Linked DNA regions of Homo sapiens: region 2 is linked to region 1. A link is a loop called in an ENCODE intact Hi-C map of the cell type or tissue named here. Cell type or tissue: gastrocnemius medialis. All regions are shown on one strand. Links, peaks and the distances in the headings refer to the core of each region. The heading gives the core; the rest is flanking DNA. Region 1 has its middle 43 kb from the start of PPM1B-DT. Region 2 has its middle 80 kb from the start of LRPPRC.

Region 1 (5,386 bases), core at 74-5,073:
TTCCCATTTTTCTTTTGCCATTCATCCCACCTAAAACACAAATTTGATATGTGGAGGTGGAGCATCCATCTTACAACCATGAGGGTAAAATCACAAAGAAAGGACAGTAGGATAGAATGAAAGAAGTCTGCAGACATCCTTGAACAACTGCACCAGCCATGCCTGCTCCTAGGATTGCCAGATAAAATGCATGTTGCCCAGTTAAACTTGTATGTGCAACATACTTACACTAAAAAATTATTTGTTGTTTATCTGAAATTCAAATTTAACTGGGTTCACTGCTTTCTATTTCCTAAAGTTGGCTACCCTGTCTGCCTCTAGACATCTTGTTATGTGAAAACACTAAAACCTTGTTTGGTTAGGATTACCAGTGACATCAAATTTATAATAGATGCAGCTAAAGTCAACCTCTCACTGATACACTTTTTGTTTTGTTTTTCTATTTGGTTTTTTTTTTTGAGACGGAGTCTCGCTCTGTTGCCCAGGCGGGAGTGGACTGGCACGATCTTGGCTCACTGCAACCTCCGCCTCCTGGGTTCAAGCAATTCTCTGCCTCAGCCTCCCAAGTAGCTGGGATTACAGGCACCCACCACCATGCCCGGCTAATTTTTTTTTTGTTGTTGTATTTTTAGTAGAGACGGGGTTTCACCATCTCGGCCAGGCTGGTCTTGAACTCCTGACCTCAAGTGATCTGCCCACCTCGGCCTCCCAAAGTGCTGGGATTATAGGCGTGAGCCACCGCACCCGGCCTCTCTTTGTTTTTTTAGATGGGGTCTCACTCTGTCACCCAGGCTGGAGTGCAGTGGCATGATCATGGCTCATTGCGGCCTTGACCTCTTGGACTCAAGCAATCCTCCCACTTCAGCCTCCTGAGTAGCTGTCACTACAGGCATGTGCCATGGCACCAGGCTAATTTTTTGTAGACAGGTCTTCACCATGTTGCCCAGATTGGTCTTGAACTCTGGACTCAAGCTAACCGCCTGCCTTGGCCTCCCAAAATGCCTGGATTACAGGCATGAACCACTGTGCCCAGCTGATACATTTTTCTTGTTGTTGTTTTATGAGACGGAGTCTCCAGTTCCCGGGTTCAAACAATTCTCCTGTCTCAGCCTCCCAAGGAGTAGCTGAGACTACAGGCACCCACCACCATGCCCAGCTAATTTTGTATTTAATAAAGATAGGGTTTCACCATGTTGGTCAGGCTGGTCTCAAACTCCTGACCTCAGGTGGTCACAGCACCTGGCCGCTGATACACTTTTTAAAAAGAGTTATTTGTTTTAAATTAATTTAGACTTTTCCTTAAAGTCATGGCTTTTAGATAAGCTATTTGGAATTATAAGCGATGTACATCTCCTTACTTAGAAAATGCAATTCAGATACACCTTTGAATGACTAGGTAATTGTTCTACCAGCAGTTGGCTCTTGAAACTTAATAGCATTAGTGAATAGAATTCAAATTTGTTTGTCCATATGGTTCACCAATAAGGGCACAAAGATTTAAGGCAGTAATCTAAACACGAGAAAGCTATACAAATGAAGTATAAATAAATTAGTAAATTCAAAGGCAAATATTATTCATGGAATAATTGACATATTTCTAGATTTACTTATATTCTTTTACTGTACTTATGATATCAAATGACTAAATTGTTGAGGGCAAATTGATGAATTCAACTGAATTACTGACTACTGTACTTACCGTTATGCAGAAGAAAGTTTGAAGCATAAAGAAATGGAAAATAGCATGGTTTTTGCCCTCAAAGAGTTAGAATCTTTTGAAGAAGATAAAACTTGTACTACAAGTCAAATAAAGATGAAACATTGAGGAATAATATAAAAGATAAATTTTAGTTAAAATGGAATATACTTGAATACCAAAATATATGATGCATACAATGGACTCTGTTAGGACAGGAAAAGTTATCGGAAATTTCATGGAGGAGGTGCAGTTTGTGATGGGTCTAGAGATTTTCCTGATTCGTGTCTGAGACATCTATATAGCATCTCTGATTTAGGGTCAAGGCTCCACTTGAGTAACAAATGCTCTGGGGATGGCATCACTTCATCTGAATGCTGTCCCCTGAAGTTGTGCAAGGCAGAGCCCTGTCAATCATTCTCTATCATACCAGGGCTTGGAAGTGCAGGTTCTGATCTGCCTAAAAGCAGTTTATGGAATGCAATAAATAAAAAGCAGCAATAAACCTGTCATTTTCGTGAGTATCCCAGCTGCATACTCTGTTCTCTTAGTTTCCAGTTTTAAATAGTTCCCCAAATTTCATGTACCAGCTACAGGTTTAAGCTCTCTCCTGTTGCTATTTATAGCACGTTGCTCATGTAAAATAAGTCTCCTCATTCATAAAATGAGGATGGTAATAAACCTTGTCCTACTTTCCTAAAAATAGTTTCCTATCTGCAAAATGGGGCTAATAATACCTGCCCTATTGATTTCACAAGGCTGTTTTGAGGGTCAGATGTGATTGTGTAAAAGTAAGTTGAAACTCAAAGTATGATACATCAGAGGTATTACCGTAGTTCTGACTAGCATTGCAACCCAAGCATTTGTGAGAAAAGCGCTATTGCTGTCCTTTATATCTTTGAACATGAATGGGTATGATACTTACTAGCCCAGTGGACGTACCAAAATATTTGTGCTGTATTTTGTCTACTATTTTTATGGACAGCTATTTTAAGATGAGTTGACAAAAGCCTATGCCACTGGTATGACAACATTTATAAGACCACCCATAAGTGGTTTGGTGTTGAAAGTGAGAAGGTGATGTTCATTTTTCCTCTCTTATTCTGCTCAGCTTTTCTGCAGTTTCCTATTTCTTTCCACAAAGGGTGACATTGTTCAGAGCAGAATTGTAGACAGAGTACTTGTAGATACTTTCTTTTCACCTCTTAGGCTGACTCCAGTTTGAATGCATTTGGTAAGATCATTGTCATTTTCACCGCAGGAGTGAAAGAAAGGGCATTGTATTACTATTCTGGGGGAGGAAATGTACTCTACTACAGGAATTAGAAACCTGCGTTCTCGTCGGAACACAGTGGCTCACACCTGTAATCCCAGCACTTTGGGAGGCCGAGGTGGGTGGGTCACCTGAGGTCAGGAGTTCAAGACCAGCCTGGCCAACATGGAAAAACCTTGTCTCTACTAAAAATTCAAAAATTATCTGGACGTGGTGACACATGCCTGTAGTCCCAGCTACTCAGTTACTCAGTAGGCTAAGTCAGGAGAATCACTTGAACGCAGGAGGTGGTGGTTGCAGTGAGCCAAGATCGCACCACTGCACTCCAGCTTGGGCGACAGAGTGAGACTATGTCTCAAAAAAAAAAAAAAAAAGAGAAACCTGGGTTCTTTTCCCAGGTTTTTGTGACTTTGGGTCAGTCCCCTCATCTCTCTGGGGATCAGTCTTCCCATCTATAAAATGATTTCTCGCTAGGTGCGGTGACTTACGCCTGTAATCCCAGCACTTTGGGAGGCCGAGGCGGGTGGATCATGAGGTCAGGAGCTTGAGACCAGCCTGGCCAACATGGTGAAACCCCATCTCTACTAAAAATACAAAAATTAGCTGGGCATGGTGGCGTGCGCATGTAGTCCCAGCTACTTGGGAGGCTGAGGCAGAAGAATTGCTTGAACCTGGGAGGCGGAGGTTGCAGTGAGCCGAGATAGCGCCACTGCACTCCAGCCTGGCAACAGAGCGAGACTCCGTCTCAAAAAGAAACAGAAAAGAAAATAGTTTCTCTAAAAAAAACCTTATCGCTAATTTTTTCTATACTGTAATTAGTTTTAACAGCTTTATTGAGATATGAGTCACATTCCATACAATTAACCCATTTAAAGTGTACAACGCAATGTTTTTTTTTTTTATGTGTGCAACCATCTTTTAGATGGTTTAGAACATTTTAATCACCTCAAGAAGAAATCACATATCCCTTTGGCTAGCACATTCTCCCACATGCCCCACGCCACCCTACTCCGAAGTAATCACCAATCTACTTTCTGTCTCTACAGATTTCCCTATTTTGGGCTTTTATATGAGTCAAACTGTATTAGTATGTGGTCTGTGACTGACTTCTTTCAGGCAACGTAATGTTTTCAAGGTTCATCCATGTTGTAGCATATATTAGTACTTCATTCCTTTTTGTGGCTAAATAATAGGTCATCGAATGGATATACCAAATTTTGTTCATTCATTTGTCTGTTGATGAACATTTTGGTTATTTTCACATTTTTATTATTATGAATAATGCTACCATAAACATTTGTATACAAGTTTTTGTGCGGACATATGTTTTCCTTTCTTTTGGGTATGTACCTGGGTAAGGAATGGCTGGATCATATGGTAACTCTATTTTTTTTTTTTTTTGAGATGGAGTCTTGGTCTGTTGCCCAGGCTGGAATGCAGTGGCATGACTCGGCTCACTGCAACCTCTGCCTCAGCTTCAAGTGATTCTCCTGCCTCAGCCTCCTGAGTAGCTGTGATTACAAGCGTGTGCCATCATGTCTGGCTAATTTTTGTGTTTTTAGCAGAGATGGGGTTTTACCATATTGGCCAGGCTGGTCTCAAACTCCTGGTCTCAAGCAATCCTCCCACCTCGACCTCCCAAGATGCTGGGATTACAGGTGTGAGCCACTGCAACCAGCCAGTAACTATGTTTAATTGTTTACGGAACTGCCAAATTGTTTTCCAAAGTAGCTGGACAATTAAGTATTCTCACCAGCAGTGTATGAGGATTATAATTTCACCACATCCTCACCGATACTTATTGTTGTCTGACTTCATAATTTCTAGCCATCCTAGTGGGTAGGAAGTGGTATCTCATTGTGATTTTGATTTGCATTTCCCTCGTGATTAGTGATGTTGAGCATCTTTTCATATGTTTATTGGCCATTCATATGTCTTCTTTGGAGAAATGTCCATTTGGATCCTTTCTCATTAATATAATTATTTTTTAGAGAACAAGTAACAAGAGAGAGAAAACCATCTCACTAATAGATCTTCTAATGCTTAAAAACAAAAAGAATTAACTAATCTAAATTTAAAGTCTGTAAACTTTTACAATTCTCCTGCCTCAGCTCCCAGGTAGCTGGGATTATAGGCACCGCCACCACACCCGGCTAATTTTTGTATTTTTAGTAGAGACATGGTTTTGCCATGTTTGCCAGGCTGGTCTAGAACTCCTGACCTCAGGTGATCCACCTGCCTCAGCCTCCCAAAGTGCCGGGATGACAGGCGTGAGACACCGTGCCTGGCCTAAAGTCTCTAAACTTTTGAATCTAAGTTTGCTTTCTAAGCACATCCACTAGAAAAGCTAAATGAGTACTAAATCCTTTTGTTTTCTTATGTCTGTGATTTTATAGTGTTTATCTTATTAAAAGGGC
Region 2 (5,386 bases), core at 222-5,221, 51 kb after region 1:
TTTGAGGCCAGTAGGACAAGGACATAGGGAAGTTACTCCTGAGACAAGGTCCCTGTGCAAAATTAGGAAGTTAGAGACATTTTGTCCCCTGGTTGTCCACTCCCTACTCCAAGGACCCATTGTTTTCTGTGCCTCATTCCACCTCTTACAATCTACTCTCAGATCCTCATTCACACTGAGGTGTTGATGACTGGTTGCTGTCCAACACAGACATTCTCATTAGAGTGTGAGGTATGTGGAAATTAACTTGTTACTAATAATAAAGTGCCGAAGTTTGAAATAATTTACTTTTTAATAAATCTGAGTTAACTCACTGTTTCTCCTGAAATGAATTCACCTGACTCTTATTTGCTTGCGTCCTTTGTAAGAGAAAACAGGTGTGCTGGTAATTGTCCATAACCTCTTTGTTACAGCCCATAGGGATATAATGATAGAGCATTAAAGCCAGGGCCCTCTTCAAATTGCCTTGTGAGTGAGTTGAGCTTATGTGGTTGTTTTTGTTTTCTTTTTAATGTTACCCAAGGATACATTTTTAATAAGCTTACCAAATCTATAGTGGAAGTGAAGAAGAATGAGACTGGAAACATGTTTTTTAGTAAAACTATAAACATTATAATTAATTCAAAATTAAGACAGTAAATTTCAAATGTTCTAACTACAAAAAATGATAAATATTTGAGGTGATGGATATGGTAATTAGCTTGGCTTACGTATTCCACATTGTATTCATAAATCATAACATCACTTTTTACCCTATAGATATATACAATTATAAATTGTTAATTTGTAATAAAAATATATAAATAATTATGATTAATAGAAACAGATAAAGCAATGACACAAGTGAAATGTAACTAGTATTATTCACACTGAGTACTCAATAAATATTTGTTGAATTAATGACTAAATGACTATTTAAAACTTATTGGCTGGGCACACTGGCTTACATCTGCAGTCCCAACAGTTTGGGAGGCTGAGGTGGGAGGATCGCTTGAGCCCAAGAGGTCGAGGCTGCAGTGAGCTATGATGGAACCACTGTACTCCAGCCTGCGTGACAGAGCGAGACCCTGTCTCAAAAATATACATAATAGTGTTTGCCTTATTTCTTTGCCCACTCCCTTGAAACTATTTTGTTTGTTAAACAAAACTGTATTCTCTGATAGGAGTAAGTCTCTTCTACAATTTTCATCCAAAGTGACAGACAAAAAATTGAGAATTGAGATGCTAAGCTGAGGTTCCCAATGTTTACCTGCCTACACACACACACACACACACACACACACACACACACACACACGTTCAGAGCCTCAAGCTAGAGGAAGGAGACACTGAGAGTAAAATCTAAGTAGCAGCCAACAGGTTGAACTTCTGAAACCACACCTTGTGGGCAGCCCCTCCATCTCTTGTCCTCTTGTAATATTAGGCTTGTTGAGCTGCTATGTGTCTTCATTCTGTGTGTCATTTCTTTTTTTTTTTCTTTTTTTAGACGGAGTCTTAATCTGTTGCCCAGACTGCAACCTCCACCTCCCAGGTTGAAGCAATTCAAGCAATTCTCCTGCCTTAGCTTCCTGAGTAGCTGAGATTACAGGTGTGCACCACCATGCCCCACTAATTTTTATATTTTTAGTAGAGACAGGGTTACAGCATATTGGCCAGGCTGGTCTCAAACTCCTGACCTCAAGTGATCCACCCGTCTCGGCCTCCCAAAGTGCTGGGATTATAGGCATGAGCCACTGCGCCCAGCCCTTATGTTTTTTATTTTTATTTTTTCCTGAAACAGGGTCTCGCTCTGTCACCCAGGCTGGAGTGCAATGGTGAGATCTCAGCTCACTGCAGCCTCTGCCTTCCAGGTTCAAGTGATTCTTGTGCTTCAGCCTCCCGAGTAGCTGGAATTACAAGCATGCACCACCACACCCAGCTAATATTTTGTTTTAGTAGAGACAGGGTTTAGCCAAGTTGGCCAAGCTGGTCTCGAACTCCTGGCCTCAAGTGATCCACCTGCCTCAGCCTCCCAAAGGGCTGGGATTACAGGCATGAGCCACTGTGCCGGGCCTCCATGTGTCGTTTCTAATTGCTGGAAGGAGAGTAGAGTTGGCATTGTAACTGGGAGCCGCTGAATGGACGTGTTGCTTTTACCATTTGAGTGGAATATAGACAATTCCTCCCTCCCCAGCCTGCTCACCCTGGTCCTTCTCCTTCTGTCAAAGAAGAGGATAATTGAGGTCTCCCTGGCTTGCAAGAAACATCAGGTATTCATCTCAGGGACGCTTCCAAGGATCTCATTGATTTGGTATTTCAGTTTTGACTCCCCAAACACAGTTTTTCCACCAACAAAAGGTTTTCAGTCCTTTAAATTCATCTAAGGACATAAACTATGCAGAGCAGTCAGGATAGAAGCCATGTGAGCCACAAACAACAAAGCACAAATTGCCTCCAGTGGGCATAGAGTTTCAGTGACTTCATGTTGGCTAAATATAGGCGAACACATGGTGTGTTGTGAGTGCCAGGGAGAACCATGATGCAATTATCCCCTCCCCTTGATGGAATAGAGAGGACCAGGGTCAGAGGGAAGAATGAGATTACCTAATAAATGGTCACGTCACGGTCCTCAACTCCACTCCCATCCAAGGGTTGCGCGCGCACACACACACACACACACACACACACCCCCAATACATGACAAAGCAAACATTATCACACAGCTTTAGAACAACATATTTATCTTCTGATTGTAGTTAAGGATAAATTGCTTTAATATTAAATTTAATTGTTTTGATTTTCTTTTTACTCTTTATTACATAAAAAATTCATATTCACCATAGAAAATTTAGAAATCAGAATAACTATTAATTTTTATTGAGCAGTTAATATATGGCAGGTATTCCCTGTAATAGGCCCTTTACAAGAGCGACTCATTTAATCCTCACAGAACTATCTGAGTTAGGTTCAGCCATTACCCCTGTTTGACAACTAAAAAAAAAACAAGGGTTGGGGATTAAGTAACCAGCTCAAGGTCACCTAGTTAGAAAAGTGAAGACTGGGAATTAAACTCCAGTTTGTCTGATTTCAAATTTCATGCACTTAAACTCTAGACCATGTGATATGATCAGTTGACTAAAAGAAAAAACAACAACAAAAAGCACTCTAGGCCGGGTGCGGTAATTCATGCCTGTAATCCCAGTGCTTTGGGAGGCCGAGGTGGGTGGATCATTTGAGGTCAGGAGTTCAAGACCAGCCTGGCCAACATGGCGAAACACTATCTCTACTAAAAATACAAAAGTTAGCCGGGCGTAGTGGCATGCGCCTGTAATCCTAGCTGTTCAGGAGGCTGAGGCAGGAGAATCACTTGAGCCTGGGAGGCGGAGGTTGTGGTGAGCCGAGATCATGCCACTGCACTCCAGTCTGGGCGACAGAGTAAGACCTTGTCTCAAAAAAAAAAAAAAAAAAAAAGCACTCTAGACCAGTGCTGTTCAATAGAAATATACTGTGTGAGCCACATATATCATTTAAAATTTTCTAATAGCCACATTAAAAGAAGAAAAAAGAAATAAATAAGATTAATTTTGACACTGGTTCATTTAGCCCAATATATTCAAAATATTATTATTTCAACATTTAACCAATATAAAAAATAACTAATTAGATATTTCACATTTTGCTTTTCAGACCAAGTCTTAAAAACCCAGTGTGTACTTCACAGATATAGCACATCATCAAGGGCCCAATAAACCCATGTCACTAGTGGCTAGTCATATTGGACAACACAGACGTTTCCATCATGGCAGACAGCTCTATTGGACATTGCTGCTCTAGGTTATACTGAGAGTCAAAAAGAACAAGTCACCAATATACCCATCTATTTCAATGTATTGTGCCCTCCTGTTTTCTGTGCAGGTGTATATACATATAAATATGTTTTCATACAGATGAAGGTCACACTATTAGCATAGTGGGTTTTTTGTTTCCTCAGGCCCCACATAATCATCGTGCCCAGTTATAAATATAGTTTTGTGTGCGTGTGCGTGTGTGTGTGTGCATGTGTGTTTTGAGACACAGTCTCACCCTGTTGCAAAGGCTGGAGTGCAGTGGCAAAATCTAGGCTCACTGCAACTTCTGTCTCCCAAGTTCAAGTGATTCTCCTGCCTCAGCCTCCTGAGTATCTAGGATTACAGGCACATGCCACCACATCTGGCTTTTTGTATTTTTAGTAGAGATGGGGTTTCACCATTTAGACCAGGCTGGTCTCAAACTCCTGACCTCAGGTGATCCACCCGCCTTGGCCTCCCAAAGTGTTGGGATTACAGGCATGAGCCACTACACCTGGCCTAGCATATTGTTTTTTAAGTTAAAAAAACTTTTTTAGAGTTGGGGTCTTGCTATGTTGCCCAGGCTAGAGTGTAGTGGCTATTCATAGGCACAATCATAGTGCACTACAGCCTCAAACTTCTGGGCTCAAATGATCCTCTTGTCTCAGGCCCCACATAATTATCATGCCCAGCTATAAATATTGTTTTTTGTTTGTTTGTTTTTGTTTTTGTTTTTTCGAGACAGAGTCTTGCTCTGTTGCCCAGGTTGGAGTGCAGCAGTGTGATCTCGGCTCACTGAAAACTCCGTCGCCTAGGTTCAATTGAGTCTCCTGCCTCAGACTCCCGAGTAGCTGGGATTACAGGTACATGCCACCATGCCCTGCTAATTTTTGTATTTTTAGTAGACATGAGGTTCCACCATGTTGGCCAGGCTGGTCTCAGACTCCTGACCTCAGGAGATCTACCTGCCTCAGTCTCTCAAAGTGCTGGGATTACAGGCATGAGCCACCGTGCCCAGCCATATAAATATAGTTTTAATATTTTTTTCCTCTAACAAACCCTCCGGTGGCTTTGGCTCCCTGTGTGTGTGTGAGGCACTTTTGAGGTGCTGAAATAGCATGGGTTTTGGAGTAAAAAGACTCCAGCACTTGACATCTATGTGACATTGGACAAGCTATTTTCTGACCCTCGGTTTTCTCATGTGAGGATGAAACAAGATAATGTTTGCAAAAAGTGCCTTATAAATGAAAGCTCTTCCCTGCTCCCTTTATTTTTAGTTGGCATGCAATAATTGTACATATTAATGGATACAGAGTGATATTTTGATACATGTATTCAATGTATAATGATCAAATCAGGGTAATTCGCATACCCATCATCTCAAATATTTATTATTTTTTGTGTTGTGAACATTCAGAATCCTCTCTTCTAGCTTTTTGAAGATACACAATAAATTATATTCACTCTACAGTGCTGAAGAACATTAGAACTCATTCCTCCTAACTAGCTGTAATTTTGTTATCTTTTAACCAACCTCTCTGCATCCTTCCTTTCTTCCTACCCTTCCTAACTTCTAATAC

Evidence for each region. A loop is a pair of places that touch in the nucleus more often than their neighbours do. Peaks named below come from ENCODE experiments on the same cell type or tissue, not always from the same donor. Only the 100,000 strongest peaks of a DNase experiment are listed, where the experiment ranks them.
Region 2: it touches region 1 in a loop (7-fold over the local background); 7 of 110 quality-filtered maps call a loop at or near these places.

The regions. Positions count from the first base shown.
Region 1 is chr2:44,123,350-44,128,735 of GRCh38, reverse strand. No RefSeq gene overlaps it. Among named protein-coding and RNA genes, the nearest start is that of PPM1B-DT, 43 kb to the left of the region's middle. RefSeq lists an enhancer at 2,653-3,354. In gastrocnemius medialis, for the core only: no CTCF peak of the experiment used is centred there; a DNase peak (open chromatin) is centred at 2,075; H3K27ac peaks cover 3,612 bases.
Region 2 is chr2:44,072,889-44,078,274 of GRCh38, reverse strand. No RefSeq gene overlaps it. Among named protein-coding and RNA genes, the nearest start is that of LRPPRC, 80 kb to the right of the region's middle. In gastrocnemius medialis, for the core only: no CTCF peak of the experiment used is centred there; DNase peaks (open chromatin) are centred at 2,113, 2,544 and 3,274; H3K27ac peaks cover 5,000 bases.